Regions from separate parts of the Homo sapiens genome. Here regions 1, 2, 3, 5 and 6 are each linked to region 4. A link is a loop called in an ENCODE intact Hi-C map of the cell type or tissue named here. Cell type or tissue: A673. All regions are shown on one strand. Links, peaks and the distances in the headings refer to the core of each region. The heading gives the core; the rest is flanking DNA.

What was found. Hi-C counts contacts between places; a loop is a spot of excess contacts. Peaks named below come from ENCODE experiments on the same cell type or tissue, not always from the same donor. Only the 100,000 strongest peaks of a DNase experiment are listed, where the experiment ranks them.
Region 1: it touches region 4 in a loop (4-fold over the local background); 9 of 110 quality-filtered maps call a loop at or near these places.
Region 2: a loop joins it to region 4, with 5 times the contacts of the local background. A loop is called at or near these places in 8 of 110 quality-filtered maps.
Region 3: it touches region 4 in a loop (9-fold over the local background); 3 of 110 quality-filtered maps call a loop at or near these places.
Region 5: it touches region 4 in a loop (4-fold over the local background); 8 of 110 quality-filtered maps call a loop at or near these places.
Region 6: a loop joins it to region 4, with 2.4 times the contacts of the local background. A loop is called at or near these places in 4 of 110 quality-filtered maps.

Annotation. Positions count from the first base shown.
Region 1 is chr18:10,402,379-10,407,423 of GRCh38, reverse strand. It overlaps LINC01254 (long intergenic non-protein coding RNA 1254), which reads left to right. Exons shown (of 3, transcript NR_110775.1): 2 at 1,209-1,286; 3 at 2,053-2,291. LOC105371988 (a long non-coding RNA gene) reads right to left here and starts at 1,216. Exons shown (of 3, transcript XR_935142.4): 1 at 480-1,216. RefSeq lists enhancers at 260-1,046, 1,047-1,833, 2,615-3,268. In A673, for the core only: a CTCF peak has its summit at 2,788; DNase peaks (open chromatin) are centred at 1,493, 2,003 and 2,963; H3K4me3 peaks cover 622 bases; H3K27ac peaks cover 371 bases.
Region 2 is chr18:10,237,757-10,242,801 of GRCh38, reverse strand. No RefSeq gene overlaps it. Among named protein-coding and RNA genes, the nearest start is that of LINC01254, 170 kb to the left of the region's middle. In A673, for the core only: no CTCF peak of the experiment used is centred there; DNase peaks (open chromatin) are centred at 2,311 and 3,531.
Region 3 is chr18:10,060,088-10,065,132 of GRCh38, reverse strand. No RefSeq gene overlaps it. Among named protein-coding and RNA genes, the nearest start is that of VAPA, 150 kb to the right of the region's middle. In A673, for the core only: no CTCF peak of the experiment used is centred there; DNase peaks (open chromatin) are centred at 2,352 and 4,532; H3K27ac peaks cover 4,000 bases.
Region 4 is chr18:10,517,620-10,522,664 of GRCh38, reverse strand. No RefSeq gene overlaps it. Among named protein-coding and RNA genes, the nearest start is that of NAPG, 5.9 kb to the left of the region's middle. In A673, for the core only: CTCF peaks have their summits at 2,384 and 3,955; DNase peaks (open chromatin) are centred at 2,394 and 3,864; H3K27ac peaks cover 2,402 bases.
Region 5 is chr18:9,698,536-9,703,580 of GRCh38, reverse strand. The region is part of intron 1 of LOC124904244 (a long non-coding RNA gene); the gene reads left to right. Among named protein-coding and RNA genes, the nearest start is that of RAB31, 7.2 kb to the left of the region's middle. In A673, for the core only: no CTCF peak of the experiment used is centred there; a DNase peak (open chromatin) is centred at 3,150.
Region 6 is chr18:10,351,372-10,356,416 of GRCh38, reverse strand. The region is part of intron 2 of LOC105371986 (a long non-coding RNA gene); the gene reads left to right. Among named protein-coding and RNA genes, the nearest start is that of LINC01254, 60 kb to the left of the region's middle. In A673, for the core only: no CTCF peak of the experiment used is centred there; a DNase peak (open chromatin) is centred at 2,456.

The DNA.
Region 1 (5,045 bases), core at 571-4,570, 120 kb after region 4:
CAAGACATTTAATTTTTTTTGTAGATTAGCTTTTTGTTGAAGGTATTCGGGATGATGAGCTGTAAATCTGAGCAGTGAGCTTATGGCACCAGAAATATTGAACCAATTCACATTGCCACATAATATTGAATGGCTTACTCATAATCCCAGTGAAACTGGCTCTTATATTTTTTATTTTTTATTAGGTTTGTAATGATACTTAGATATGCTTAATCACATTTCCTTTACTGTTAGTAATATTGTTAGTATGCACTTCTATAGGTGACAATTTTACTTTTTGAATTCATGTCTTTCCAAGCTTATTTAAATTGCATGATGGAGTTTTAAATATCCATATCAATCTGAAGGGCACAATGCACTTTATCTTTAAATAGGCCATGCTATCCTGTTCCACAAAACAGAGTTTTGGACTTTAGGCTACAAGAAAGCTGAAATATGAGAGGTAATATTGGTATTATTTGTATTTTGTGAGCACTTACCATGTGCTTGTTAATCAGTTGACTTACAAGGTGTTTTCTAACCTTAGTTCTGTGCATAACAGTTGTTCCTCACACCCTTTGAAAAGGACACATCTCATCCCCTATGATGGAAGAGGCAGGAGGGAGGACGGAGCGCAGGTGGGAATGTTGAAATGGGAATATTCCAGAGCTGCTGGAGTTCAGAGGTGCTTGAGGAACTCCTCCTTTCCTCTGCATGTTTAAACTTGGAATCCAGTTGACTTCACAAACAATGGACCCCAGGCTCATGAACATCCTGGCTGAAAGTGCTGTGAGTCAAAAGAAAGCCCCCAGCTGGGGTGTTTCTGAGGAAAGCCCTTGATGTCAGGACTGTGTGGGGCGCCTCCCCCAACTTGGAGGAGGTCTCCTGCTGCTGGAGGAGGTGAAATTCTGATGATGGGGGCTTTGGGGCTGCTGCTGAGCTGGAGATTCAGCTGGCGCGCTCACGGGGGAGGGACGGAGCAGCAGGCGTGCCTCTCAAACCGGGCTCAGGCTGACGGGCACTTCTCGCTTGAATAAGGTCGAGGTAATTATGGGGGTCACTCTTGCTGTGACAGACATTTACACAGGTGCCAGACATTGGCCAGGACTTCTCGGCTCCTTTGTTGGGATCTCAGCCAGCATTTCCTGGCCACATCAACAGATGGTTCTCTGAAGCTGCCTGGGGAGGAAAGACCTCTTGATAATGAGCTCTCTCTCCCTCTCGTGTAGGGAACTTGCATTCCTCACAGTGAAGGATGGAAGCCCTTTGGCCTTGCCCTCCCGCCCAGCTGATGGGATGAGAGGCAGGTAAATGGGTGATATGGGAAGAGGGGGCTATACTCCCAGCACAGAAATAGTCTCGTTGCCCAATGTAGGACTACACATTCTAAGCGCCAATTTCTGAGGCTCAGGTTTCCAAAAACCAGCTTTGGATTCACAAAGAGAATAACTATCTTGTCAAAGGTTGCTTCCCATCCCCAGTTGGTGGCAGATTCGAAGGCAGGCCTTCTCTGTTCACAATGGGGTCTCAGCCCTTAGATCACATGATTTATAAGGCAGGAGGGAGTCCCCTGGATGATGGAACCCCCTCCCTTGTATAAATCATTTGATTTAAGGGCTGAAACCCCTTAAAAATCATTTGATCTAAGTCATACTGCTTTGGGAGTTCCATTCTCAGATAGGTTGTTCTGGTTGTTTATATTTTCCCTTTACAGATAGCAATACTCCAAAAGTCTGGCTTTTCCATGTAAACCTTCCAGTGCCATTGAAGATATACCACTGAGACTTGGCTTTACTTCTTACATACAATGGAGCCAAATTTCTTATCTTCCACTTATTTAAAAAGTATTGCAAATGCCATTGAATTTAAGGAAACACGCAGTGGCTGCAGCATTCAGCTCCGTGTCCTAACCCCAGGAGGGCTCACCTTTCCTTCTAGATCCTACTCTTCATCATTAATTACTTCCTCTTCATTTTGATTTCAAACATTCTTCACAGTCAGTTGATAATTGATAATGAATTTGAAGAGCATAATGAATCCACATAAAGGATGAGGTTATTTAATGTTTTCCAGATGCAGGCAGCTGTCAGGAGAGCAAAGGGAAGGGAGATACTGGGTCCGGAAACCCTGCTGCTGCTGCGACAAGTTCTCCGGGTCCAGGCTGTGATTTCCACAATCTGCATCCAAACCACAGAGTGAAGCCGAAATTGTGTGAATGATCGGGAGTGTTTGCAGAGTTCAACCACAGTGTTATCACGTTTTATCCAAATCTCCTAGTCCAAAAAAGAATACCACGCCCTGTTTTTATCTCAGTGCGGAGTGTTTCATTTTGATCAAAATTGCAGTTGCGTAATTGACAGATGAGAGTGAGTGCTTGCAGATGTGAAGACTGGGGTGAAATAACACAGCAACAACACCCGCAAGACTGGGTTAATATCAATACAAATTCAGTCCGCTTTTGTTTCCCAGTTCATTTTTCCTTAAGAGATGATAAATTGTCTTGAATTCCAAATTCATTTCTGAACCAGAGATGTAGAAAGACCGCAAATCCCATGTATAAAGTTTTAGTTCAATTGCAGATTCTAATTTTGCAATATTGTGGAGTTTAACTTTGTTTCCAGGCTTAAAAAGGGCCATTTGAAAATTGATCGTACCTACAAATATAAATCTATTTTAAGATACTTTTGAAGGATGCCAAGTTTTTAAACTGTTTTTTCTAGTTACCACATTTGTGAGCAACAGGAGAAGTTAGGAGATTCCGGGAACCCTGTACAATTTAACAACTAGAGTTAAAACTCGGCACCTTCAATTTTCCTAGTTTGCCACTAGAGTTGGCGATGAGACAAAGTAACAAAAGCCTGCAGCCTTCACAATAGGTGAATCCCCAGTACAATTTTCCTCTCCTCTGCTTGTTTTCGGCATCACCATCTCTCCGCCCTGGGTGTTTAATCCTCTTAGGGTCCTATTCTCTCGGGTTGCCCTGAATCTCTGAGAATAGAGGAAGGAATTGGCTCCGATTGAACCATTTGGCAGGAAGAGCAGACTGGGCTTGTGATCCGCTCAGGACTTCTGTGCTCAGCACAATGGCATGGAGAGAGAATGGTGGGCTTGCAGGCACCAAGCTGGTGGGAGAGAGCTGTAGGCTGGGCCCTCCCTGTCCCTGCAGGGACACATGCCCCGCCCCTGTGGCCCATGTGCCAGGCTGGGCCTAGGGCTGGCGAGTTCAGAGCCTTACCATCAAAGCTGCTTTGAACGTTAGAATAAGACGATATTCTTAAAAGCCTTATCAGAAACTTTCATGGGAGTCAGTGGGTTTTAGGCAATAAGGATCTCTCTGCGTATTCCTTTTATTTACTTTACTTCTGATAAGCCAAAGGCTCTTGAGTCCCTCCAGTTTTCAAAAGGCAGGCATTCGGAGCATTTCCAGGACATGCAGGCTTATTATCATGGTGGACAGCAGCTCCCGCCTTCAGACCGTCAGCGAAGGAAACCCCCTCAGTAAATCAGCCACAGACTCAGTGCCGGCGCGGCGCAGCTATTCACACCCTGTCACGTGTCACGTGTTTCAGCTGCTCTTTCTCTGCCCACCATGTAATCTCTGAAAAAAATAGAAGCCTTTTTGTGTGCCTGGGGTGGGGGTGGGGACCAGCCTTGCAAATCCCCCTGCATGGATGCAAAGCTGGACCACTGTTGCCAGGGAGTTGTTTCAGCCTCTGAGGAAATTAAGGAGCTCATGGAAGGAGCTTATTCCCCATTTATAGTGAGTTCAAGAGGGACAATGGATCTGTGTGGCCGAGGATTACCCAGCCAGCCACAAAAGCATCAGGGCCTTTTAATCTGAAAATCAAAATTGTGCATCTAGTGACCCCACCTCAGAGGGAGACAGAATGCCAGAGTGAAGGAATTTTTTTTCTACTCTCATGATGGCAAAACTTTCTCAAGATGCAAATATCACTGTAAAGCTTCAGCCAGGCCTTTTCACAATCTATGCTACAGAATAACCTTCCCTCGGGATCCACCAAGGAATGGTGAGGGCTGCCCTCAGTGGTGCCTCAGGCCCATGGTGCAGAGGTGACAGAGGGTTGAACTGGGCTTGGAGGCAGGAAGGATGCCCTGCAGAGGGCTCCAGGTGGGGCCAGAGAGTCCTTCTCTCCAGGAACACTGGTCCCTTTGAAGACGGTGACAGGGATTAATTTTTCCCACCAGTTCACTTCTGGCCAGTTTTGTTTCTTTCAACTCAAGGGGATTGTACTCTGAGGAAGCCAACGTATCAAAGTACAAGTAGAAACAATAATAATAAATTATAGTGTTTCTCAGACGTATTCTAACACCAAGTGTCCATTCTTGCTAACTACTTTTTTGGCTAGCAGCCAGCTGTCCCTAGGTTCCTTTGTATGGGCAAGAGTGCAGTTTCCTATGTCAGGGTGGCGTTAAATCTTACCAATGGTACTTGCACAACAGAGACATTCAGAAAGTCTTGAACTTATTTGGAGACACATTTGCTTTAATGCGTATGTCCTTTAGTGAGCAGGACACGAGGATGCCCCCTCTACGTGCTTTGCTAAATGTGCTTTGCTAACCTAGAAGTCTCCGAGGCCATCTCCCTGGGGTTGGAGAACTAGCACCAACAAAGCAGAAACACACTTGTGGGCTTGATCATGTGCGTTAAGTTTATTTTTACAGGATGTAAAGTGTCTGCTGCCTGCCTTAAGAATAAATGTTTGCTAAAAAAAAGATAATAAAAATTTAAAAACACAAGTTTACCTATATAACAAACCTGCACATGTACCTCTGAACTTAAAAGAAAAGTAAAAGAATAGGTGTCTGCCAAAAAGACCAAGGCTGTGATCTAAGGGCCACCACGGAGGACCCAGAGCAACATGGCAGATGAGTCTTTGTGTGCAAACTCTACTGTAACATCCTTGGGGGAAGAGATTCTTCTTATAAAACCATGGGTGGGCTCTGAGCCCCCCTGCCCTAGTTTCACTGCAAGAACAACCCCAGGAACTATTATATAATTTGTGCACTCAAGTCATCAGCCTATGCTTCTGCTGTCATCTGGAGGA
Region 2 (5,045 bases), core at 315-4,314, 280 kb after region 4:
ATGTTGCCTGGTCTTGAACTCCTCAGTTCAAAGTTCAAGTGACCCTCCCACCTCAGCTTCCCAAAGCGCTGGGGTTACAGGTGTGAGACACCATGCTGGGCTTCAGTCCATTTATTTAAATTCCTCCAGAGAAGAAATGCTCCTTATATGGTTTGATAAATAAACTGTGAAGCTCTGGAGGAAATCCACATTCTCCACCCCTCTGCCCATATCTTTTTAGGCATAGATACATGTTGAACCCCTGTGTGTGTTGGATGACTCCATACATTTTGGGCTCCTCTATTGTGATGTGGGGGCCCTTCAGGGGCTCTAAGTTAAGCTGCTCACCCCTGTGTTGGTTGGCTGGGCTTCTGGAAGGGAGGGAATTCCAGAGACAGTGATGTGCTAGTCTCTACACTTTGATTTTCTTCTATGAAACCTAAACTTTTAATCCAGCCTTCTTAAATGTTACACCCTGTTCTCTACCATACCATTAGGAATTAAGAAAAGCGTTTGTGTCCATATTCCCCAGGAAGAGGTCAGGGCGGGTAACATATCCTAAGGCCACGATGTGGCCACAGCAATGAGGAGAGACCTATCTAAGGAGAGGAGAATCTTGGAGGCATCAACCTCAGACCTACCTACCGCTGCCCCTTCCTTCACAGCCAACCTGGAGGATCTGGGAGAAGCTTTTCTAAGATAACCTGAAGGTTTTCGTGTACACCATTGCATCACAATGTTTAGCAACATCTCGAAAATCAATGAGTTTAGAAGGAATATAAAATTATTTCTACCGTCACTATCGCTCTGGAGATTGGAATGACTTGACACTGCCTCTTGGCTGCACACATCTTTCATCATAAGCTCAAAAACTCTACATAATAATAGGTCACACTATAAAGTCATGAAGAGATTTTACTGAACAGAATTCTTCTATTTTAGTGAAAATTCCAAATAAGCACCCAGCTCAGCTTTTGGTCTTGTGCTTTCCTTCTCCTCTTTTCCACAGCTCCATCGTGGATTGCCTTAAAGGAAATTCTTCCCATGCTTTGCAAGGGACTCCTGCCAAAGACCCAGTTTTAACTTTGTGAGGTCAAACTCCACCTTCATAGTGTGATTTCTGAGCTTACTGGTCATGTGTTGGTTTGAGGTGCCCTCAATGTATGTGTTCTTTGTGCTTTATCTGGAAGATGCAGTTGAAATGCTAAATTGTGACTTTCAACACCTACTCCCCAGGTGTGCTCTGCCAGGGAGCCGGCACCCCCGGGGCAGACCAAGCACATTTTTAAGATGCCAAGTGTCAGAGTCCAAGTCTGTGATTGAGGGTTAGAGGAGGACAGATTTTAGATGACTAATTGGATTCTTTTTATTTTTTAAGGACCATATTGGAAAAATCTATTTATTCATGGCTCAAACCACCTAATAATGTTTCCTAGGAGTAATAATGGTGATGACATTACCCCTGTTATTGGCCAAGCATCATACTATGCATTTTATGTGCTTTTTATCAATGGATCCTCATACTACCCCATGATATATTTTATCCATTTTATAAATGAGGAAAATAAGGTTTAAATGATTTCCCAGGGTTTCATAGCTAATAAATGGCAGAGCCAAGATTCCAATCCAGTTCCATCTCATTCTAAGGCTCATGCTCTAATGACTGTTTTTTTGGCTTATGAATCTGCACCAACCCCTCTGCGGGCCCATAGTTTGCAAATACAGAGGACCACCCAGATCAGTCCTGGCTTAACACAGTGCGTTACTTCTCTTTTGTCTGGTTGAGAGTGATGTCTAAGAAAATGTCTCCCAAGATTGGAGGCAAATGAGACAAACCATGTGCTATACCTAGACCAGTATTCAGTTCAAGCAAGTATCCAGCAGAAAGAGTTACTTTTATTATTTATATTATTATTTCAACTCCCCCAGTAACCCCCAATCCCAACCAATGCCATTTGCAAGGAAGACTGGCCTGCAACAAATGCTGCATGCCTGGCTGTCCTCTTCATGGACTTTCCAAATTGTTTTTTTTTTTCTAGCTTTTCTAGAGCAAGATTCTGAGACTCCTAGATGTAAGGTTAAACTGAATTCGGTTTTTAAGAGATGTCCATAATCCAGAGACACAGGAGAATGGAGACGTGGGCCACTGTGTGTCAAATGCCTCTTGCATTTCTGCATCCTGCTGCCTACCCAGGCGACATTTGTCAGGCTCATGTCCCTGAGGAGGCTTCCTCTGAGATGGGCTGGCTGTGGGGCTCACCAATGGGGCCAGATCTCCTACTGAGACACTGAAAATTGTCCCTGTGGGGTTAAGTCCACTGAGTTAAAGCTTAAGTCAAATTTCCAAACCACTTTTTATAGGAAATGGTAACCATAGGAAAGAGGAAATACAGAGGATGTCTTTTAAAATAGTAGCTAAATCATTAAGCATGCAAGTATGTGATTAGCAGTGAAGATAAGATTCACATATGTATTCTCGCAGCTCCCACCTCTCTCTTCTTTTCTCCTCTGCTCCTCTCTATGGAAAGAAGAAAACAGAAGAGCTGGCCAGACATTGAAAAATGCAGCATGCACAGAGAGAAATCATAAAGGATCTTGCTAGCACTGAATATCTGAGCCGAAATTCAAATGCTGTTGACTTAACAGAAACCAACTGTGTTTTTTTATGAACAAATCTAAATCATACCAGATACTTCAGGGCTGGATTTGCAAAGAGGCCTCAAGACCTTTTTTTTTTTTTGAAAGAGCCATGGTTTCTCCATGCGCAGGCACAGCCTGCGTGGTGTGTTCCTGCCTGTGGCTACTACCATCCTGCCCCAGAATGCAATGCCAGGCCGTGGGCTTGCGTTAAACAGTTCCCGAGGTGTTTGCTTAACGTGTTTTCTTCTTTTGTTCCTCTAAGGAAAGAATGCACACTTTAATTTCTGCATTTACCTCAACTGGCTTGGTAGGTCTGAACTGCAGAAACCAGGCCAGGTTAGTACTTGTTTGGAAGATACACAGCCAGCATGGAAAACCCACATGGAGCAAAGCGTGGCTGGGCTCTCAGTTCCCCGATTCAGGGTCTCCATGAGCCCCAGAAGTGTCAGGGCCTAATAGCAGCAAACAGAAAATGGTTACATGGGATGCTGCTCTGGCATGGCTTTCGGGACTGGCAGGTAGCAGTCTATAGGAGTCAGGGGACTAAAGTTGCAGCAGGAGAACACAAGAAAGGGTCTCATTCCCCCTAAGAACCTTTGGAAGACCTGAACAAAAATGTGATTTCCAAGTCTGACACCACAGCAGAGGCATGGTTTTTAGTTCACACAGAAACAAGCCTGGGGTTGAACCATTCTAAGAAAGGCCTGGCAGGGAGCTTGTCACTCATCTCACCTGCACACGAGGTCAAGTGACCAGATACGCTGCCCTCCTACCTGGCAGGGCCGTCTGGCCGCCAGGTCCCAAGAACCTCTCACAGACTCCACATTCTTTCCAGAGTGGACCCGGCTCTGCGTGCTGCTGGGAGAACCTCCTGCTTACCAAACAATCTGACTGTTGCCAGATGTGGGCATCTGGCCAGCTTTTACATAATTCAGGCTTTTCTATGCTCAAGACGGTACAATTTAAAGGAGCCTTAGAAGTTGTGTTTTTATCTCCTCTCCTCCTCCTCCCCACCGCCCTTCCTGCTTTTCTTCATCTCAGCCGCAAACTCGCCCAAATACGTGGAAAAACATGATTGTGTGCGGTGTACATCAGTACCTATGGCTGGAGATAACAAGACCATGCATTTACCTTATGCTTGCTACAAATGAAAATTAAAATGACTCTGAGGATTGCTGCCTGCCTCCTGCTGCCCGGGCCTTGTCTTCCAGACACGTCTCCCCAGGTTTTCAGTTCTGAAGGACCCCATCGGGAAGCCCGTGCTCAAGAATGCCAGACAGAGGATGGAGAGCTCAGCACGATGGGAGCTGATAGATTTTCTTGTCATCAGAAGTCATCTTTTATCGTGGAAAGTTACTCTTCTCCTGTAAGAAGATCAAAGCGCTGCACAAGAGCCCTGTAACTAAACACCAATCAATCAATTCATATTTTGAAGTCAGGGCTAAGGTGGGACTTTCTCGCTGACAAAACAGGGTCCTAGGTTCTGGGAATTTTAATTCCCATTTAATTTCTTCACTCTAGTGAGGTGATCATGTTGCTTTTCATGTCTTCTTTTCTTTTTTTTTTGAGACATAGTCTCGCTCTGTAGCCCATGCTGGAATGCAGTGGTGCAATCTCGGCTGACTGCAAGCTCCGCCTCTCCGGTTCACGCCATTCTCCTGCCTCAGCCTCCCGAGTAGCTGGGACTACAGGCGCCCGCCACCACGCCTGGCTAATTTTTTGTATTTTTTAGTAGAGACGGGGTTTCACCATGTTAGCCAGGATGGTCTCGATCTCCTGACCTTGTGATCTGCCTGCCTCAGCCTCCCAAAGTGCTGGGATTACAGGCATGAGCCACTGTGCGTGGCTACTTTTCATGTCTTCAAACCATGCCTGCTCTTGTCATCTGTAAGGCTGCTGGGCAATGGAAGCTACAACTAGGCTTTGAGACAGTCACACTTGCTAGAGTACACACGTTCAGAGATCTTAGGGGATGGCAGACTCAGTCTCTGTCTCTTTCCCACTCTCTCTCTTTCACACACACACACACACACACACACACACACACACACCCCTATCTGTTGGTTCAGCCTCTCCCAGTTAGAATGAAATGTCAAAATCCTTTTGTTGCTTCAACTTTCCGTCCTCGTAGGTGTCCTCCAGCTGGAAGTAGCCATCAGAATGTGCCACCAATACATGGGAAAGAGCCTCTGCAGGGCCCTTGGCTCAGCAGGAAGAGAGACTCACAGGGCCATGGGGAGAAAGCTAAGACACTGGGGGCAGGTGTCCAGAGTGGGGGTGTGGAGAGCAAGGAGCCCAGCTCCCAGCCCCACCTCCGCCTCTCACTGAGCAGATTCCCACCACCCTGCACTCCGCCTCCTGGTCTGCAGGGAATGCTGCTCTTCCTCACAGGGCTGACCCACCATGGTGCTGGCTAGACGAAACAG
Region 3 (5,045 bases), core at 658-4,657, 460 kb after region 4:
TCTCGCGCTGTGAGAAAGGCATGAAGACATTCATGCCTTGGGGGATCCACTCCCACAACCCAAACACCTCCCCCAGGTCCACCTCCAACATCAAGGATCAGATCTCAGTATGAGGTTTTAGGGATCAAAGATTCAAACTACAGCACTGGCATTCCATCCAGCACCTATGTCCATCTGAGGCTGAATAATCCAGCTGTCATGTGGGTTAACTCCCCAAGCCCCTTGTGTGGCCCTCTTCCTAGTCTACAGGTGCTAGACTCTGGAGCAGTGCCCATGATGCAGAAGTGCAGCCCCCAGCCCCAGGTGTTTGCCCCTGCATCTGGCATCTGAGCAGGAGAGGAATCTGGGGTAGGAGGCCTGGTAACCTGGTTTGGAGGTCAATCTGTTCCCGGGGTTTCTCTCTGGCACACAAGTCTGACATATCAGACCCTCCTCTGGACACGGTGGACAGTTTTTCCATTTGCACTGTTGGTTTTCTTCCCCTTTTTGTGTGCAAAATGATAGGCTATCATTTCAGAGCCTGCCAGTGCAGGATGGGGCGGGCTTTCTTGAAGCACTTTATCTGTTTCTATTGTGGGCCTCCCTGGCTCTCACCCTCTGCCCTTTGCTTAGTGCCAAGCACCCCAGGAAGACCAACCCAGGGCTTCACAGAATGGGTCAGCACCTTGATGCCAGAGCTCTAAGAATGACTTCATGCTTTGGAAGACAGCCACCGAATGGGAAAACCAAAAATGACAGATGACACTTCAGGAGCTGGTCTCGCCAAGGCCTGTGCAGCTTCCTGCCATGTGCTCAACTCACTGGCTTGCCTGCCATTCTGAGGAAGGGGCACTGAGCAACAGCTGCTGCAATTGCCTGGCATTTCCCCGCCGACCCCCCATCATTCATTCACTCATGTATTCATCCGCTCAACACAAAACATCCTGTAGATGTTTCCGTATAGCAGATCATAGAGGGACAGACAGTGGGTAGGTGAGGAGGAAGGGTGATGCTGGAGGAATACTAAAAATTTTAGAATAGGAAAAAAATGCTCTCCCTCCCCTTGCCCCCCACCCCCCAAGAGCATTAGGACAAATACCTAATGCATGTGGGGCCTAAAACCTGGATGACAGGTTGGTAGGTGCAGCAAACCACCATGGCACATGTATACCTACGTAACAAACCTGCACATTCTGCACATGTATCCCAGAACTTAAAGTAAAATAAAAAAAATTTTTTAAAGAATAGAAAAAAATGAATGCAGTCCACTCCCACAAACAAGAAAGCATTTTAAGAGCAGTACAACATAAAGATATACCAATAAGAACACTGTTACAACAACAACAAAAATATAGAAGGCAAAAAATCTAAACTTCCCACAGTAAGGGATTGGTTGAATGAGACACAGTAAGCACGTGTGCGCCGTGCATCCGAGAAAATGAACGAGTATAGTTCAGTGTGCAACGACAGGCAAAGATCCCAAAGGAGCATCAGGAAGCAGAACGACAGATGGGCACTGAAATCAGCCCATTCTTCTTTAACAAAAACAAATATAGATTCAAGTCTACGCTTTCAAATGCAATGAAAATTTCTGGAAGGATAAATAAGAAACAGTTCACAATCTTTAAATAATTGAAAGGAAAAAAAAAAAACTGTTGACCTGGAAATCTACACCCAGAAAAAAAAAATCTCTCAACAATGAACGCAAAATAAAAACTTTTTCGGACATACAAAAGCTGAAGGAATTCACCTCCAGCAGAGCCGCACTACAAAAAATGTTTAAGGAAATTCTTTAGGCAGAAGGAAAATTATACTAGGTGGAAATCTAGATCTACACAAAGAAATGAAGAGCACCCAAAATTGAAAAATAATCTCGATACCATTTTGTAAAAATTTTTCCTACAGAAACTCACACTTTGCTCTCCTTTTCTCCTCCTATATCCCAAGGTAAGATGGTTGATGCCAAACTTTAAAGAATTTCATAAAAATGTTAATCAGTGTTAATATTATTGAATATCACAAATCTAACACTCGTAGCTCATAGCAGTTACTCATTAAATGTAGGAGGAAGGATGGAAGGAAAAACAGAGGGAGAGAGAGAGGAGGGAAAGAGGAAAGAAGAAAGAGAAGAGGAAGACAGGAAGCAGAGAAGGAAGGGAGAGAGGGAGGGAGGTAGGAAGGAAGGAAGGAAGGAAGGAAGGAAGGAAGGAAGGAAGGAAGGAAGGCAGGCAGGCAGGCAGGCAGGCAGGCAGGCAGGCAGGCAATTTTTATTTCTCGCCTGTTGCTGCATCATTTGCCCTTCCCTTGCATAAACCGCTGCCTCCCTGCTCCCCTCTGAAGAGTGCTCATCCAGCCGTCATCTCCTGGGACCATGTGAGAAAATAAGAATGAGGCTTTACATTCTGGCTTTCCAAGGCTGTGGCCTCCATTCTAAGGACTTACAGGATATTGAACCAACCACCCCCAAAAGGGAGCACTTTGTTCAATAACTGCAAGACCAAACAGCAAGTCTCTAAAGCCACAGAAGCATTTCTACACCCTGCACAGGGCTTACACCCTGCACTGGGTTTGCAGTGTTGACAGGCTCAGTGCATTCCTCCGGGGCTTCTTTGAAATTAAATCATGTGTAGCATATTTACATTCTGCTCCCAGATCTTACCGCAGGCCAAAGAACCCTGATCTAGCCTGACTGTAATGAGCCCTCATTAATACCCTGCATCCTCAGGGGTGACACAGGGTCCCGGGAATGTGCCCTTCACTGGGCTGAGCCTGCACATTGTCAAGACAGCCCAATAATCTCATGACAAATTAGTCCAAATGATTACCTAGTACTGTGTAAAAAATATTCTGGCAGCGTTTTCTTCACTTGTTACCGGTCAACATGCTCTGTGGATCTTAGGTTTTATCTTCATGATGCAAAAAGCACCCAAGACTGTAGTCAGCTCAGTCAAACAATTGTCCATATTGGTGTAGATTAAAAATAACCCTTGCCAGAACTTTTCACACTTCAAGTTGCTGTGGTGAACAGATACTGATACAAAGTACTGATTCAACACAGATATTGATACAAAGTACAGTATCAGTACAGATACTGATACAGATACAGATGCTGATACAAAGATGGATGTCTAGAGGGATATAGATACAGATACAAAGACGGTGTCTAGAGAGTCTTAAAGAACGATCTTTTGTCTCAGCTGGAGTGAGTCCTGTCCCCACTGGTGGCATAAGACCCACTCTGACATTACTGGGAGCAGGTTATTAGAAGCCAGGTCATCATAGGTCTTGTGTATGCTTGTGGCTGGGGAGGGACCTCAGCAGGACAGAAGGGGCCCATGGAGCTGACCTTCCTCAGGCCAAAATAAACAGGCTCTCTGTGGTCATTATTTTAATTAGATAATTTAATCGGTCTTGACATGCTTTCTATACACAGGCAAGAGCACGCCCAAACTGCTGCTGGGTCTGTGATATGGGAAAAGGTCTGATTTTTCCAGTGACTCCTGGATATAAAAATAAAGAAAAGGGGAGGAAGAGCTGTATTAATTCTTTTCCCTTCATGCAGTATCACTGAATTTTTTCCAGAGGTATAACGAAGAAAACAATCCTCCGAACCAATTTTTTCAAGGAAGTTATTCATTTTTCCTAATCTTCCTAAAACACCATGATTGCAGAAGACCCTTTGTCCCACAGATGCCCCTGTGTGAAGGCTGGTCTCCATTAACTAGTTCAGCCCCAGTCTACGCTTTCTAGGGGGAGGGAGCAGGGAGAGGGGGAAAAGGGCAGAGAGAAGAGAGGGGAAGTGAGGAGGAGGGAGCACAAAGTCATGATGCTTTAGTGTTTAGAAAAACATAATTAATTAAAAAAAACATTTGAACAAGTTTCTGCTTCTTTTCCAAAGCAACATAATACTCCTTTAGGCAAAGGGATTAAAGAAATGCAGGGTCCATGTTGAAATTATTTTCCAGGAAGACTTTGTTTCTGCTCATCCAAAATTTTCTTCTTTCCTGGAGGGTGGGCTCTAGATTTGGCTTCCCCAGAGGCAGTTCTGGGACATTTTGTAGGCCTGGCTGCCTCTCCCCTAGGGTGCTCCCAGACGCTCCCCAAAGGAGACACGCTGGTCACCAGCTTAACACTTCCTTCTTACTCTGGAAGCATGAGCAACTCAATTTTTCTTTACCCAGGCAACCAGAGCCCTGGACTCGCATTTGCTTTCTTCCTGCTATAAACTCTAAAATCCCTGTACAAAATAAAGTCACCCCTACAAATCTGTGTCAGTAATTCCCTCCTGATTCCTTCCCTCAGGGCAGCTCCCTGCAAACGAATGGCATCTCCATGGAACAGGCTGTCCTCTTACAAAAAGACAGGCCCCAGCAAACCAGAAGAGATTATGGACAACCCCAAAGACACAGGTCTGGGAGAGAAAGAAGCAAGTCTCCTGTCTTTCTGTTCCTGGTTAAGACCCACTGCCCTGCCCAGCTGCTGACACTGCAGCAAGCAGCCCTAACCAGGCTGACGACACCCACCTCATGAGGACAGTTAGATGCGGGGATTAAACTACAGACTATGACACTTGGCACTCAGTCGGCGGCGGGCTTCGTCCTGTGCTGGTCCTTGCTATTGCTATTGTGGGTTTCACATTCATGTACTCTTCTCAACTAAGAAACATCCATGAAATCTCCTCCCATCTCATTTGCCTGCTGAAAGCCGACCCAAACAGAATTATAACAAAGAGGGTGTTGTTCCCCTGTAAGGCACTCTCTAGAATTTGGCTTGGAAAAGTAAATTCAATGTAGTGACATCTTCATCATTTAAAAAAATCTATTCTTTTCTTCTTTAATCACATTATACCAGGATTTTGAGGTTCCATCAGCCCATTTGGAAATGAGGAAATGGGGACAATGTGGCTTCGTCCTTGCAAGTGGCTTTAACAGAGACAGCGAGGCTCCTACGTGCAAGCCTCAGAAGCTCGCTGCCCACTGAATTCTGCTGCTTTCCCAAGAAGTTTAGTATCTCGAGGGAAACATCTGGGGGCGCGTCTGGGGGAGGTGAAGACAGCATCCAGAAAG
Region 4 (5,045 bases), core at 752-4,751:
TTCCTTGTCTACACAAACCTGCTTCCTTCCCCTAGCCTAGTCTGCTGCCAGGAAGCAAAATCCTTGGACCTACCTCCCACAGCTGAATGTTCCAGTCAAATAAAAGGTCTTTGTCATTTCTTGGAGAGAGGGTTTGATGGGTCAAATGAGCTCTATTTCAAATCAGGAATCATAAATAAGGAAACATAAGAGCTCCTATATCGCTAAGTTTTCTTTGTTTGTTTAATTGCTAGTAGCCTGACTGTGTAATTTTACCCTTTTCCCCCACAAATATACTGTTATGTTATACAAGAGATACACTTCTGAGACCCAGCCCAAGAGGTTAGCCATGAATCATAAAATCATTTCTCTGGGAAAATATATTCTGAGTTATAAATAACGAATTTACAAAAAACCTTTGGAACAAATTCTGCTATCATTTGACAGTTCCTTTCATCAGAATAGGATTTTAGAAGATTGTTCTTGGCTTTTTTTCTGATAAAACTAATAGAAGCCATTATGATCTGTATTTTTTTTTCTGGTTAAGTGTTAATGAATACATTGACTTTTAAAAATCACCACTGAATCTCTATGAGATTAATATGGAGAATTCGTTCTCCAGATTCCTGTGTCCAATGCCTTCTTAGCAGCTCCACCTAGACATCTAAAATGTCATACATAATCTGTTCAAATCTGAGCTCCTGATGCTCCCATACCTGCTCTCCCTTCAGGCTCAGCCATGCTGGGTTCATGGCAGCTTCACCCTCTCCTTGCCCAAACACTTGGAGTCATGCTCCTCTGCTCTTTCTGTCGCACAACACATGCAATCTGTAGGAAATTCTGTCGACTTTGCCTCCAAAAAGTGCCCAGAGGCAACCACGTCTCCTCATCTCCCTGTCCACAGCCACCGCGTAGTCTGTTAGTTGCCATCGTCTGTGACTGCACTCACCATCTGTGTTCAGAACACAGTGCAGTGCGAATTCCAGAGCAGAACTCAGTCAATTTTGGCTGAAAGTCCTGTGTCATTACGGAAGAAGAGGAAGAAGCATTTGGACACTTGGAAGGTGTTTTCTCTCAAGTCTGGCCATGGCCCTTCTTCAAGGTAATTTCTTTTCTTTCTTTCTTTCTTTCTTTTTTAAATTATTCTTTCTTTTTTTTTAGAGACAGGGTCTTACTCTGTCACCCAGGTTGGAGTGCAGTGGCATAATCATGGCTCACTGCAGCCTCAAACTCCTAGCCTCAAGCAATCCTCCTGCCTCAACCTCCCAAGTAACTGGGACTGTGGGTATGTGCCACCACACCTGGCTATTTTTTATTATTATTTTTAGTAGCGACAAGGCCTCACTATGTTGCCCAGGCTGATCTCAAACTTCTGGGCTCAAGCAACCCTCTTGCCTCAGCCTCCCAGAGTGCTGGGATCACCAGTGCACCCCCCTGCACCCAGCCCTTTCCAGTGATTTCTTTGGCTTGTATTTGCTTCTTTTTGCTGGGCTTTCTCCACATTCCTCTCAACCTCTCCTGCTCTAACCTTTCACAGAACCATCATTATTAATTTTTTTATTTTCAATTGAATTTCAAAATCAAAGCAAGAGAATGAATGTTTGAAAAGGAGAAAGAGAACGGGGCCACACCCACAGGTGCCAGCCATTGAAGACCAGGTAGACTGGCATCCCCTAACCATAGCATAGCTTCCAGCGCAGCAGGAAGCTGGGCCAGGTGGGGTCGGTGGGGAGACGGGTGCCAAAGGTGCCTGGAGTGAGAGTGGGATTAGCAGCGTGGAGCTTGCCTGAGCTCCCAGGCACCTGATGGATGCTGGCAGCTAAAACCTCCACTAAACCCTAGGGCCCCTGGTCACCATTTGCCAGAAACTCTACAAAGTGCTTTAGAAACACTGTTGTTATCCCATCTCACATATGAGGACTGAAGGTCAGAGAAGCTAAGTAACTTTCCTAAGGTCACACAGCAAGTAAACGGGAAGATGGGGACTTGAACCCAGACCCATCTGACTCCAAATTTATACTTGGCCCACTATAATGGACCAGAAAATGGTCCTTATTTTGTAATAGTTTAATAACCACTCACGCAACACCGCTGCTTAGTTGTATGGACCAATTATTAATTTTCAAATGTTTTTATGGGGGAAAAAATAGTCAGTTTACTACATACCTGGTACTTTACACCTACCTGCTTTGAAATTTTAATAATAATTGGAAAATGAGAGTTGGAAGTTTATTAGGTTTGACTGAAGTAAGTTGTCAAATGGCTGAGAAAGGGCCACCCCTAACAGATGCGCCAAGCATATTATACTGAGAAGTCCCACTTAGGTATACGTTGGCTGGGGAGAGTCCTGGCGTTCATTCCTTCTCCCGCGTAGCCTTATGGGTCTCTTCAGAAAACACATGGTGGCGCTGCCTGCACGTGCCTTTACAAGCTGCAAGCCGTCCAAACAAAAGTGGTTAGTTTCTGCCTCTTGGGATTACAGTCAGATTCTGGCAACATTTCGCATTCATAACTGAACTTTCCACATAAAAGCGATCTCTCTCACTGTTTTGTACACAAAGTGAGGCAGCATTGTCCGAGTACAGTAATGTTGGAAAGAGATGAAGCATTGTAAATGTTTAACAACAGATCTCTGTTAAATCCACTCTAACGAACACAACCGTTTTGATGAATATTATTTTTAAAGAGAGAGAAAAATACAGATCTTCCTTTGCAAGCTATCTTTGAATAAAAGATAAAACCAACACACTGAATTGGCTTAGTGGAAACCCGTCATGTATTTCATTAGACCACTTGCAGATAGCCTAGTGCCAACCTATAAATGTTCTCTCTTGAAAACCACATCCCATAGATATACAGCAATCATTTTCTTTCAAGGAGGATATATTCACGCAGTTACATTTTGTACAAATATAAAGTAGGCAAAATTGAAAGAATACAACATAAAACATGACTCATTAATGAAGTTTGTGAATTACTCATTCACAAACTGCATTAATGAATTTTTTTAAATAACATGTCTTCCAAATTAAGAATTCCTCAAGAAGTGCACGTTTGGAAGCTGCCAGGAATAAAGAGCTGTGGACTGGGTTTATGCTATTCATTCTTTAGGCACTCATTCAACAAGTATGTGTGGAATGGTTTCTCCATGCAGGCACTGTTCTAGGCTCTGGGAGACAGCCCTGAATGCAGCAGGGATTCACAGAGCTGACATTCTAGCACAGGGCATATGGGTGGGGTTGTGGAGTCCAGTAGGAAACTGGCTAAGGCGGTGTAGACACAGTGCTAGAGGGGGTCAACACTCAGGAAAACAAAGCAGGATGTGGGAATGGGAGGGCACCCGTGAGTGTGGGGTGAGTTTCTTCACCAGGTAGGTGACAATGAAATAAAGCTCTGAAGGAGTGGTGGCCTGAGACCTGGGATATCTGGACAAAGATAGTTGCCGATAAAGAAGGAATAGCAAATTTGTGAGGCAGAGTATGCGGGCGCCTGGCCCCACATTCCAGGGGAGAATGGGGAGGTGACGAGGTTGCAGGGGCCAAGGGTGACTTGGCTAGAAAAGCAACACATGACTCCCTTTGTGAAGATTGGATTAAAATTATGCAATGGTTGCATTAAGTTTGAAAATCTTCAGGGACACATTTCTTGCAACTTCCCTCTACTCGTGTAATTAGAAATGAATAAATGTTAATAAGGAAGCTGAAAAGGCTCTAATGGTCTAGAACGTTATATAAAGCTTACTGGAACATGACGTTCTCAAAGTGTACTAGGATTGCAAAAGCAGCCACAGGACCCTTATTTTCCAGATTCCTGTGGAGCTGAGGAGGAGGAATCACAGCCTAATGGAGGGACACATGGCAAAGGAGCATGGAGCTGTGTGCTAGCAGGTGCACAGCGGGGTCATGGCCACTGTTGTTCAGTGGGGCCACCAGATCACAGATGAACACTGCAGCCGTTTCACATGTGACTGCCCTCATCCTTCATTTCCTATCCCCCACTGCGTGGAGCCCTTGGGTCACAGTTACGGCTGGAGGAGGCTGTGGATTCAGAAACGCAGTTGTGGATAAGGAAAGGTTTAGCACTGCCCACAAATGAAAAGAGACCTTCCAGATTTAGAGAAAAGGAAAAAAGCAAACAAAACAAAATAAAAACCCTCTTTTCTCCAGCTCCCAACATAATCAGAGATGAAAGAAGACAGTTTTAGCCTGGTAAATAAGAAAATAAACAAGAGCTTGAAATGGATAAGTTTTTTCTTCTAAATTTGTTTTTGCAAAGGGTTTTTCTTCCCTGAAAAACAAAATACTAAAATAGCAAGTTGTGTTTTCATTTATAAATCCTTCTCAAGAGGAAATCTAATAATAACAAGGGGTTTCCATTGGATTCCAACTTATTTCATAATGTAAATATATTTCTATCCTCTGGGGAAAAAAGCTTCCCCAAGCCAGGTATTTATCGTTTAAATTTGTGATTTTATTCACTTCCATTTTTCCCTCTCTTTTACCTTGAACAGCCTCTCAAACTGAAGAGGAGTGTTCAGTTCTACAGCTTATTAGATAGGGCCTCTTCATTCAACGATGCAAAGTTTAGAAAGAACGTGGACGATGACTTGCTATGTTTTGTTCTACATCCAATCAGAAGAGTAGCTTGTGGCTCAAAAAGTCTTATCTTAGAAGATCAAATGTCCACATTTTAAGAGAGCGGGGCTGTATACTAGAAAGAAAAATGGATTAGAGTCAGTCATACTTTCAAACCTCAGCAGTATTTCTTATGTTATTTAAAGACATATATTATCTGGTTTCTTTGAGCTTCAGTTTCTTCTCCTATAAAATGGGAAGAATAATAATGTGGTGGATTAAAAATGGCAGCCAAATCTCTGACCCTCTTCCATTGAGAGGGGGACTCTGTCCCATCCTCTTGAATGCAGGTGGGTTTTGTGACTGCTTTGACCAAAAGAACAAGGATGTGATACTGTGCCAGTCTCAGGGCCCAATCTTCAAGGCACAGGCAGCTCCCACTTCCCATCTCTCAAAACATGAAATAGCTCTTGGAACCCTGAACAGTGCAAC
Region 5 (5,045 bases), core at 736-4,735, 820 kb after region 4:
AGTTTCGAATTTTGGAGCATTTTGGATTTCAAATTAGGGATGCTTAACCTGTACTAAGAGTACTGAACTACTGTACTAAGTATTTAATAGTTAACTGAGTTGCCTTAAGGCTCCAATTACATTAGAACTCTTGCAAATTTTATTTCTACTGAGGTTATTATTGTTAAAAAAACAAAATTTCAACAACGTTAAAGATTTAATTGGCTTTTATTACTGATTAATGAATCAGGCAGCATCCCATCCAAAAATTGAGAAAATGTGCTCCAATGAGCTAGGGAAAAGACTTGACTTTATAGGCAGGAAAGGCTGAAGAAGCAGAAACAGGGAACGAAAGGTAGATTGGCGTTTCAGAGTTACTTCCCTTGCAGGGTTAAAGCATGGGGGACTTCCTCATCAAACCTGCTCAGGTAAACTGGGCCCCTTCTGATTAGCTGCTGTGCATCTCCTATTTTTCTGAAAAGCTGCCCTTTTTAAAGTTCCGTTGGACAGCCTGGCACCTAGCAGGAGTGACTCCATTCTGGTTTGGTCTGGTCCGTTGGGCCTAGTGTAAGAGTTCAGTCCTCCCATAAATTTTATTTAAGATTATTCTTGAACTACTATTCTCCTTGCTATTCATGGGCTTTCCCAATTACCAATATAACAGAGCCTGTTCTGAATCATCCATAATCCAATCCTTCGCATAGCATATATTCTGCACTCTGAAAATATGTGGTGAGTGGGTGGGTGAGAGAGTGAGTTCACCGACCCGACCGATAAATCCCAAGCATGGAGGGTAGAAAGGGCCCTCTGACATCAGACGGAACCAAGTTTACATGCAGGCTCCTTTATGCCCAGTTTGTGTGAATTTAAGGAAGTTATCTGAGTCTCTTCAACCTGTAGTTCCATCCTCTGTCAAAGATGGATACTGAAAGGCTGTTGCATTATTTTGGGGGAGGGTTACACACAATGCTGTGTGTGCGTGTGTGTGTGTGTGTGTATGTGTGTGTGTGTGTGTGTGTGAATAGCAAGTCCAGAACATCCCAGTTTGCATGGGACTGTCCAGGTTTTAGCCCTGATTGTATGGGACTGTCCAGGTTTTAGCCCTGATTGTCCCGCATTCTGGGAAACTTCAGTCGCAGGTGAACTGCAATTGTTGTTACCTTGTCCCCTTCCCTAAGCCCATAAAACTGTTTTGGGTTGTTACTATCCATTAAAAAGGAAGTGCTGACTTCCAAACATCCTCACTTCCTTCCTCAGTTTTTCTGAATGTAAAAACGACTCCACATTTAGAAAACAGCGTAACTACTTCATGCATAGCTATGCACATCTAAATTACTTATGATTCTCCATCTTATACTCAGTTCACGTGGGAGGCTTAAATATGCAAATTCTAACTTCAGCTAAGTAACCATTGTTTTACTGAAAGACATACTGGGTCTAAAAAAGGAACAAAAATAGGAAATAAGAAAAGAGGGCTTGGTTTCCCAGTCTCCTGGTGGGGCCCCAGCCCCTTTTGTGGCCCTCTCCTGACTCCCCGCCCTTCCCCTCCTGCACACTTGTGTTCAGTGTCATATTCTTCTACTGAACTGAACCTTACCCTAAGAACCAACCCTCAGTAGCTCTGGTAGAGGGCATTTTAAGGACTTTAAGGCAGAACCCTCCCTTGGGTAAAGATTTGTAGGAAGCTGGCCTTCCTCCAGACAGTTCTTCCCCTAGCCCACATGTGGTTCCTGAGTTTCAGGCTATGGAACCTCCCCTGGTTCTAGTGTCAGCAGATGTTCAAAAGTGGGGCATCAAGATTAGTCAGTGGCAGGCCGGGCGCGGTGACTCACACCTGTAATCTCAGCACTTTGGGAGGCAGAGGCGGGTGGATCACCTGAGGTCAGGAGTTCAAGACCAGCCTGTGCAACATGGTGAAACATCATCTCTACTAAAAATACAAAAATTAACCAGGCGTGGTGGCGGGCACCTGTAATCGCAGCTACTCAGGAGGCTGAGGCAGGAGAATCTCTTGAACTCAGGAGGCAGAGGTTGCACAGAGCCAAAATCACGCCATTGCACTCCAGCTTGGGCGATAGAGTGAGACTCCGTCTCAAAAAAAAAAAAAAAGATTAGCCGAGGGTTTACTGTGGGTAGCCCAAGGACAGAGGGGCCCTGGCTCCATTTCTCCTAAATGGGGGAGGAAGCGGGGAGAAGGAAATGCAGATTTACTCTCAAAAATCACAGGGAGAAAGACTGACAGGTTCGACCACCAAAAAGTTAACACTTGCTTAATGGAAGAAATATCATAAACACAATTTTTAAAACTACAATCTGGGAAAATATTTGGCATAAATATGACTCGGTTAATAATCAATATAGAAAGAACTAATAGATTATTATTTATCATTATTATTTTTTACAAAACCACCAAGGTCCATTAGGAAAAATGAGCAGATGCAATCAGGGAGTTCACAAGTAGGAAATGCATGTATGAAGAAGGTGTTCAATTTCACAAGTAAGTAAACATACAGATTAAAGCATCAAGAAATAATTTTCGGCTGGGTGCAGTGGTTCACACCTGTAATCCCAGCACTTTGGGAGGCCAAGGTGGGCCTTGAAGCCAGGGGTTTTGAGACCAGCCTGGCCAACATGGTGAAACCCCATCTCTACTAAAAACACAAAAATTAGCCGGGCGTGGTAGTGCATGCCTGTAATCCCAGCTACTCGGGAGGCTGAGGCAGGAGAGACTGCAGCGAGCTGAGATTGCACTACTGCACTCCAGCCTGAGCAACAGAACAAGACTGCCACCAAAAAAAAAAAAAAAAAAAAGATTTTTTCACTTATCAGCTTATCAGAGTTGTAAAACCTAAAGCTCCGTGCTGGTTAGCGGAACAGAAAGGAGAAGGCCCGGTCAGGCTGCTCAAACAATAATAAACTGCTCTTTTAGAATCAGACTGTCTGACTTTATATATGTTCATATCCTGACAGCCATTCTCTGTCACGTGGGTTCCTTCACATATCTTTCCCCCAATGCAATATTTATTTTACTCTCCATGAACAAAATTAGGTTCTGGTGGGTGTGAGAGATAAGGAATCTGAAAGCTCCCTGCTGGTTGCCAAATGTAAATTTGCATATAGAGGATAAGGAAGGGAAGAAAAGGAAACTTAAACGGAAGGTTTAAGGATTATCTAGGAGTACTCTTCTCTTTTGACTGTGAACGTCTGGAAGCAAGCTTGATGCAAGTAACCACAGCAACACTTATTCAGTGTTAATTACTAGCTAAGTACCAGGTACCCATGGGCCCTGCCAGGCTTCTTATGTCAAAGATGTCACTGTCCCCCTGCCTAAAGGAAGGTGTCATTGTTCTTGAAACTGAGGCAGAGTCCCTGCAAAGATCTGCCCTGATGGGCCACAGACAGGCTTTAAGCCCATGCACTTCAGTAAACATGTAAATTACCATCCCATGCGTTCAGTTTTTAGTTTGAGGCCTTACTGAGGATATGCAGGAAAAAAATGTTGAACAGACTGGGAAATAAAATATCAAAGCTTGACATAGAGAATCAGCTGCAAAGATGAGCAGGTCAGTGCTGGCTGGCATAATCACACACACACTGGTCCTATTTCTCCCTGTTGACTGGAGGGGATTCAGAAAATACATTTTGGTATTTTCCCTGCAGGGCTGAAGAATTTCTCCCAAAGAGTAAAAATAATAAATATTTGTAGAACATGTGAGATCACGTCTGTGAAACACATTTCCCTCTCAACTAGGTTATTTTTCGTGCCCTACAGTTCTTACCTAAAGAGTAAACAGCAAACCCAACAATTATATATATATATATATATTTTGAGATGAAGTCTCACTCCGTCATCCAGGCCAGAGTGCAATGACACAATCTTGGCTCACTGCAACCTTCGCCTCCCGGGTTCAAGGGATTCTCCTGCCTCAGCCTCCCAGGTAGCTGGGACTACAGGCATGCGCCACCACGCCCAGCTAATTTTTGTATTTTTTAGTAGAGACAGGGTTTCACCATTTTGGCCAGGATGGTTTCGATCTCTTGACCTCGTGATCTGCCTGCCTCAGCTTCCCAAAGTGCTGGAATTACTGGCGTGAGCCACCGCACCCAGCCTGTGATGGTTACTTTTATGTATCAGCTTGGCTAGGCCATAGATATTTCATCAAACATTATTCTAAGTGCTTCTGTGAAGATAGCTTACATGAGACTAACATTTAAATCAGTGGACTTGCAGTAAACCAGGGTATTCTGCTAATGTAGGTGGGCCTCATCCAATCAGATGAAAGTCTTTTTTTTTTTTTGACATGGAGTCTCACTCTGTCACCCAGGCTGGAGTGCAGTGGCGTGATCTCAGCTCACTGCAAGCTCCGCCTCCCAGGTTCACGCCATTCTCCTGCCTCAGCCTCCTGAGTAGCTGGGACTACAGGTGCCCGCCACCACACCCGGCTATCAGTTGAAGGTCTTAAGAGAAAAAGACTGACCTCCTTAGAGGAAAAGGGAATTCTGCCAGCGGAGGGCCTTCAGACTCAAGCTGCAGCAGCAACTCTCCCAAGAGCTTCCAGCCTGCAGCCTGCCCTGCAGATTTTGGACTTGCCAACCTCCATAATAGCATGAGCCAATTCCCTAAAATCAATCAATCAATCTATCTATCTATCTATCTATCTATCTGTCTATCCGTCTATCTATCTATTCATCTCCCATTAGTTCATGCTTCTCTAGAGAACCCCAATTAATACAATATTCAGCTAATATTTTTTGCCCTGAATCCCCCACTCAGGATGCACACATATGGGTTCTGACTCTGCTCTCCCAAATATGAATTAGGTACTGCTATGTGCCAGACATGCAGCCAGGAGCTAGAGATGCAAAAGGTCATCGAGGAGTCCTGGCCTCAGGAAGCCTGCAGTCCGAGCTCACCTCTGCACCCTGACCCTTTTAGGAAATAGGCTGTTTCCCAGACTTCTGTTGCTGTGGCCCCGGTGTGAGAATTCATGTGTATAAACACGGACTTGGTCCCATTAATGTTATGAGGAAAGGGCAGTAATAATTAAAAAATAAAAATAAAAATG
Region 6 (5,045 bases), core at 455-4,454, 170 kb after region 4:
CTTAGCCTTTTCGTAACCCTTTTGCTCTTTTTTTTAACTGGTCCTATGCAGCCACTACTCCTTTTTTCGTTGCAGTCTCCGGCTGGGACCTCATCATAAACAGAAAGACCTCCCACAAACACTTCAGCACCTGTTCAGCCACCTGGGTACTTCTTACCTCTCCATGGCCTTTGGCCTCAATTTTGAGGTTCTAATACTTTCCTAAACCATGGCAGGATCCCAGATGCTTTGCTTGGACTCACCTGGTTATTCTGGCCAGGCTGGCCTCAGCACCAGATACATTGCTGTCCAGTCGCTTCTCTTGAAGAGCAGAAATCTGCCCAGCACCAGACACTCACTCCCTGTTGTGTATTCCTGCAGCCCTAGAATGCCTTACTTTCAGATGCACTCCTCTTAAAACGGTTCAATTGACTACAATCTCTTAAGCACCTTATAATTTCATCTAGGAAATTCTCACCTTTATGTATTTTTTTACGTTCATGCCTATTATGAATGGTAATTTTAGCTGCACATAAATCTCTTTATCTTATTCATATTTTCCTTTCTGTGTGTTTATCATCCCCTACCCTGGATGGTGGGTTTTTTAGGGGAATGAATTTTTGAGACTGGAAAAATGGCCGCTTCTATTGTATACACTAGATTTAAGAAGTATCTTTACCTTTTTAGATAAGATTATATATAATCTTCACTCACATAGAGACAAGTATATTTAAGTAAGTGTACGGGTTTTTAATTTTCCCAAATAGAACACACTTGTGTAGCCAACATCCAGATTTAGAATCGGAACACTGAAATTGCATTTTATTCCTACTTTCCTGGGCTATCTTTGCTATGAGGCTGACTGTAAGCTTTCTGAGGGCAGGAACTGCATATTGGTTGCTCACTTTTGTGTCTCAAGGGTTATAGCATAGTGTCTGGCCCATATTGAGGGCCTAATTTGTTGAATAAATTTTTTGATGGTATTAGGGAGATGGAGCCATGCTCTTACTGGAAATAAATTGAACGCCATCTGTAAAAAAATGCAATTCCTTTCTCCTTGGCTGTTACTGACACATTTATCCTAAGTGTGTAATACACAACAAAGCTCAGTAAAATTGCCATCATTGAAAATATATTTAAATGACAATTACAAAAACAAAGCAAACTTTTTCTCTATTGTACCTATGAAGAAAACAGACACAGCCTCTCCCATTTTGACAAATGTTGGCAATTGAAACTGCTTAGAGTTAGGGTGCTGTGGACAGCTGTATGTGTTCATGAGAGCAAATGTGTTTGGGGTAGAAAATGCATTGAAGTTGGAAAAATCCATTATGGTCTGGCAATCCGAGTGACAATAAGAATCTGCTCCTTTTGGATAAGAAGTTGGGTTTGCTACTCAAGGAAGGAGCAGGGAGCAGTTTGAGCCAAGTTCCACAAGTTGAGTCCAAATCTTATCCATGATGAATAGCACTCATCCTCACCAAGCCCAGCACCTATCATCTTGTATTTATCTTTGAGAGACAAAAAAAAGTAGAGAAATTTGTGGCCTAGATTTGCTCATCTGCAAACTTTGAAAAATGTGTTGGGTGACTACATTATTCCAAAGTCATGGGCACTCACTAAAATAGTCATGGCTGGAAGTAAGTGAATGTCCTGCTTACTCCAGGGAAGAGGGATTGGAAATGGCCCTGTAGGGGGGTACTGAGCACTCTCACAGAAGAACAGGCACAGGGAAGTCACCCAGCATTCTCATCACCATTGGGTCATGGGGACACTGCTACAATTTCCTCTTTTATGAAGGCTATCTTTGTTCATACTCTCAGAAGGAAGAACAAAGGGAGAACCTTGTTTGTCTTGTGAAGGAAATGCAGAAAGCCTGGTATAGGTGAGAAAAAGTGACTTCCCTTTACAAACTAAAGAAATACAGGGGTCGCCCCACTAGCTGTGGGGTATGGGTGGAGGTGGGGCTGAGTGTCTGAGAGAAAATGCTCTATGGTGTGGGCTGGAGTTTGCTATGAGTGAATTGTTCCAGAGCCTTCCAGCTTCCTGCTAGGGCATTGAAATCCTTTGGCTCACTCTGGGATTTGGATGTGAGACAATTTGCTCTAAAGGGATTTTGGCACAGATAAGTCATTATTATTAATAAACACATGGTGAATGCCAACCATGTGCCTAATGCTGAAATAAAGCTTTCTTTTTCTTTTTCTTTTCAACGTTAAGTCACCAAGTAAAGGAGAAGGCTACTCAGCCCCTTGTTATCCCAGAAGAGGCAATTTTATAGTCTCCCTGTCCCCGTGTCCTTGTCTTTGAATCCTCAAGTGCATTTTTGAAGGATCTTTTCTCTTCCTTTAAGAGAACATTCCAGGACATCATAAATGGTGACTCTAAACTCTTCACCCCTTTCATTATCAAAAGAGTAGATTTCAGAGAGGAATGTAAGTGTCTTCTGACATAGCCTGCAGTCCAACCTGCTCTTACAGGGTGACTCATTTCATAGCAGCTGGATTTTAATGCCATGTGGTATCAAGCAGGGCTGCTTCTAAATGACTGAGCTTGAATTACATGGATGAATCTTTAAAAATATATGGTAGAAAGAGCTGTGTTTATTTTTAGTGGGTTTCTTCTCCTGATTTTCTCCCCGCAATGTCTATCTGCATATTTCTCTGTCTGTACATTTGATCTCATAGGGAAGCAAGGAAAAGTGGGGTTTCTCTAAGGGAGACATACAAAAGATGTTCGGAAAAGCTCCTTTCCTTTATTGCTCAGCAGTGACTTGTGTTTAGGAGAATTGGCACCAAAACAGCATAGTTTACCTCTTTCTATTTTTAAGCAATAGATGGTTCTTTTAAATGACAGTGATCCACATTAGAGAAGATTGGGTCAGGGTTGGATAAAGAATCAGAAGACATTAAACAAAGAGGAGAAGACAACAGCTTCCAGCATTTTCACAATGACTTTCATTTCAGAATTTCTAAGCACCTTATAAACAGATGTTGAAAGGAGACTTAACCGATAATTTGCAAAATAGAGAAACTAGAGAAAAGCGGAAAATAATGAAAAGAAAAGCTTACATGCTTTTTGGTAGAGTTTGGGGGCTCTGGCCTTAAGATAGTCCCTTTCTCTTACTGCCTCTGGCACCCCAGGTCCTTCTCTGATCAAAGGCTGCCTAAATTGCCCCTTCTTGGTATAATTTGAGAAGGCATACTTAGAGTCCCTCCGGATTCTTTCCATCATAGCCCACCAAGGTGTTTAAAAGCTTACCACTGAAGAGTCGTTTATTTATCCATTCTTTTGTTCAACAAATTCTTATTCTGTGCCTACTAAGTGCAAGAGTAGCATGACGGCCTTGGCGTGAGTCGGAATACTTCCCATCTCCCAAGACCATGGCCAACATCTCTAGTAGACGTTTCTTGAAGGATGGAGGGCAGCCATCCCAAGACACTCTCCTTTTGTTTATGGTACTCGCCTACTTAGAATCCCTCAATGGCTGCCCTCCTACTTAAGATAAAGACTTGAGTACTGAGTGGGGCCCTGAAGCCTGGATGCTCTGGCCCTGCTCCCTCTGCTGTCTCCCTGGAGGCCAGCCTCATCCTTGCTTCATCTTCCAGCTGCATTCTCTACTGGGGCCTCCACAGAAGGCAGGCCTGTATTCTTCCTGGCTTTAGGACCTTCAACCTTGTTGTCCTTATGCCCAGAATAGTCCATGATTCCCCCCAACCCCTGCCATGCACACACATCTTTTTACCTAGTTAACTCCTATTTACCTGGTTCAAGTGTTACCTCCCCAGGAAGCTTCCTTCAATTGTCCCTGCACCTGGTCAAGGTCGGGCCTCCTCCTCCTCACCTCCCGAGGGCCTGGTCCTGTTCCTGCCAGCACTAATTGTGGAGTATAATGAGATTTATCTCCTATCATCTGTCTCCCCCGACAGAACACCATAGCATGTTGCCTGGCTACATCATCCTGGAGCAGAGCTTGATCCCTGGCACTCAGCAGGCATTCAGTTAAAATTCACTGAATCAATAATTATGAGCATACACATGGAATAAGTATATCTCATTGCTTTCCAGGCTGAGCCTCAGGGGTTAAGGACAAAGTGCAGCTGAAAGAGCATACAATTCGAAGTCAGACAGGGACAGGGACAACAACAGCCCTCACCCACTGCCCATAGGACCCTGGGCGAGGTGCCTGGTGACAGGGAGTGCTGTGTGCCAGAAACCAGGCTGAGTATTTCCTATATACTCCCATTTAATCCTCACAACAGCACCCTAGTTTGATATTATTATTTCTATTTTAAAGATCACCAAGTTGAGAGATTTAGAGGTCATGCAGCTAACTAAATAAGTGGCAGAGATAGGAGTGAAACTCATGTCTGGCTGGTGCCAACACTGACGCCCTTGAACACCACCTAGCTTGTTACCATGTGTGAGCTTGCACTTTTCAAGAATTCGGTGAGCAGCCACCTCGAGAGCTTGTGTCTTACAATCTTCTCTTCTTTAAGTCTCTCCACCCATTTTGTCACTATCAGATAAATTCCTAAATTCAGCCGGCTACTAGGGATAAATACTCCCTAGGGTTAGGTAGGGTGGAATTATAAATTTGTTGAATTCACAATTTTTCCATTAGTTTCAGTTAGCTTTTTCTACACACCAAACTACCCCTAAAACGTATTGGCTTCAAACAACAGCAGTTTACTGTTTCTCACAGTTCTGTGACTTGGCTGGGTGACTTCTCGGCCTTGTGTCACCAGGCTCACTCATGGGCTCCATGCAGCTGGAGGGTGAGATGGGCTGGAGGGTCCCAGGAGACCCCTCTCACATGCCTGACAGCTGTGCTGCCTCTCCGCTCTCCTCCCTGCAGTTGCCCATCCTCCAGGAGGCTCGGCTGTCAGGGCACGACAACAGGGTTTCTTGAGGCCTAGCACTGGAAATCTCATAGCATCACTTCCAGTACATTCTGTTATTTAGAGCTAGTTACGAGGCAGCCCAGATTCAAAGGGTGGGAGAATAGACACCCCCTGTTGAAGGGAGGAGTGCCAAAGTCTCATTGCAAAGGAATGAGAAATTGT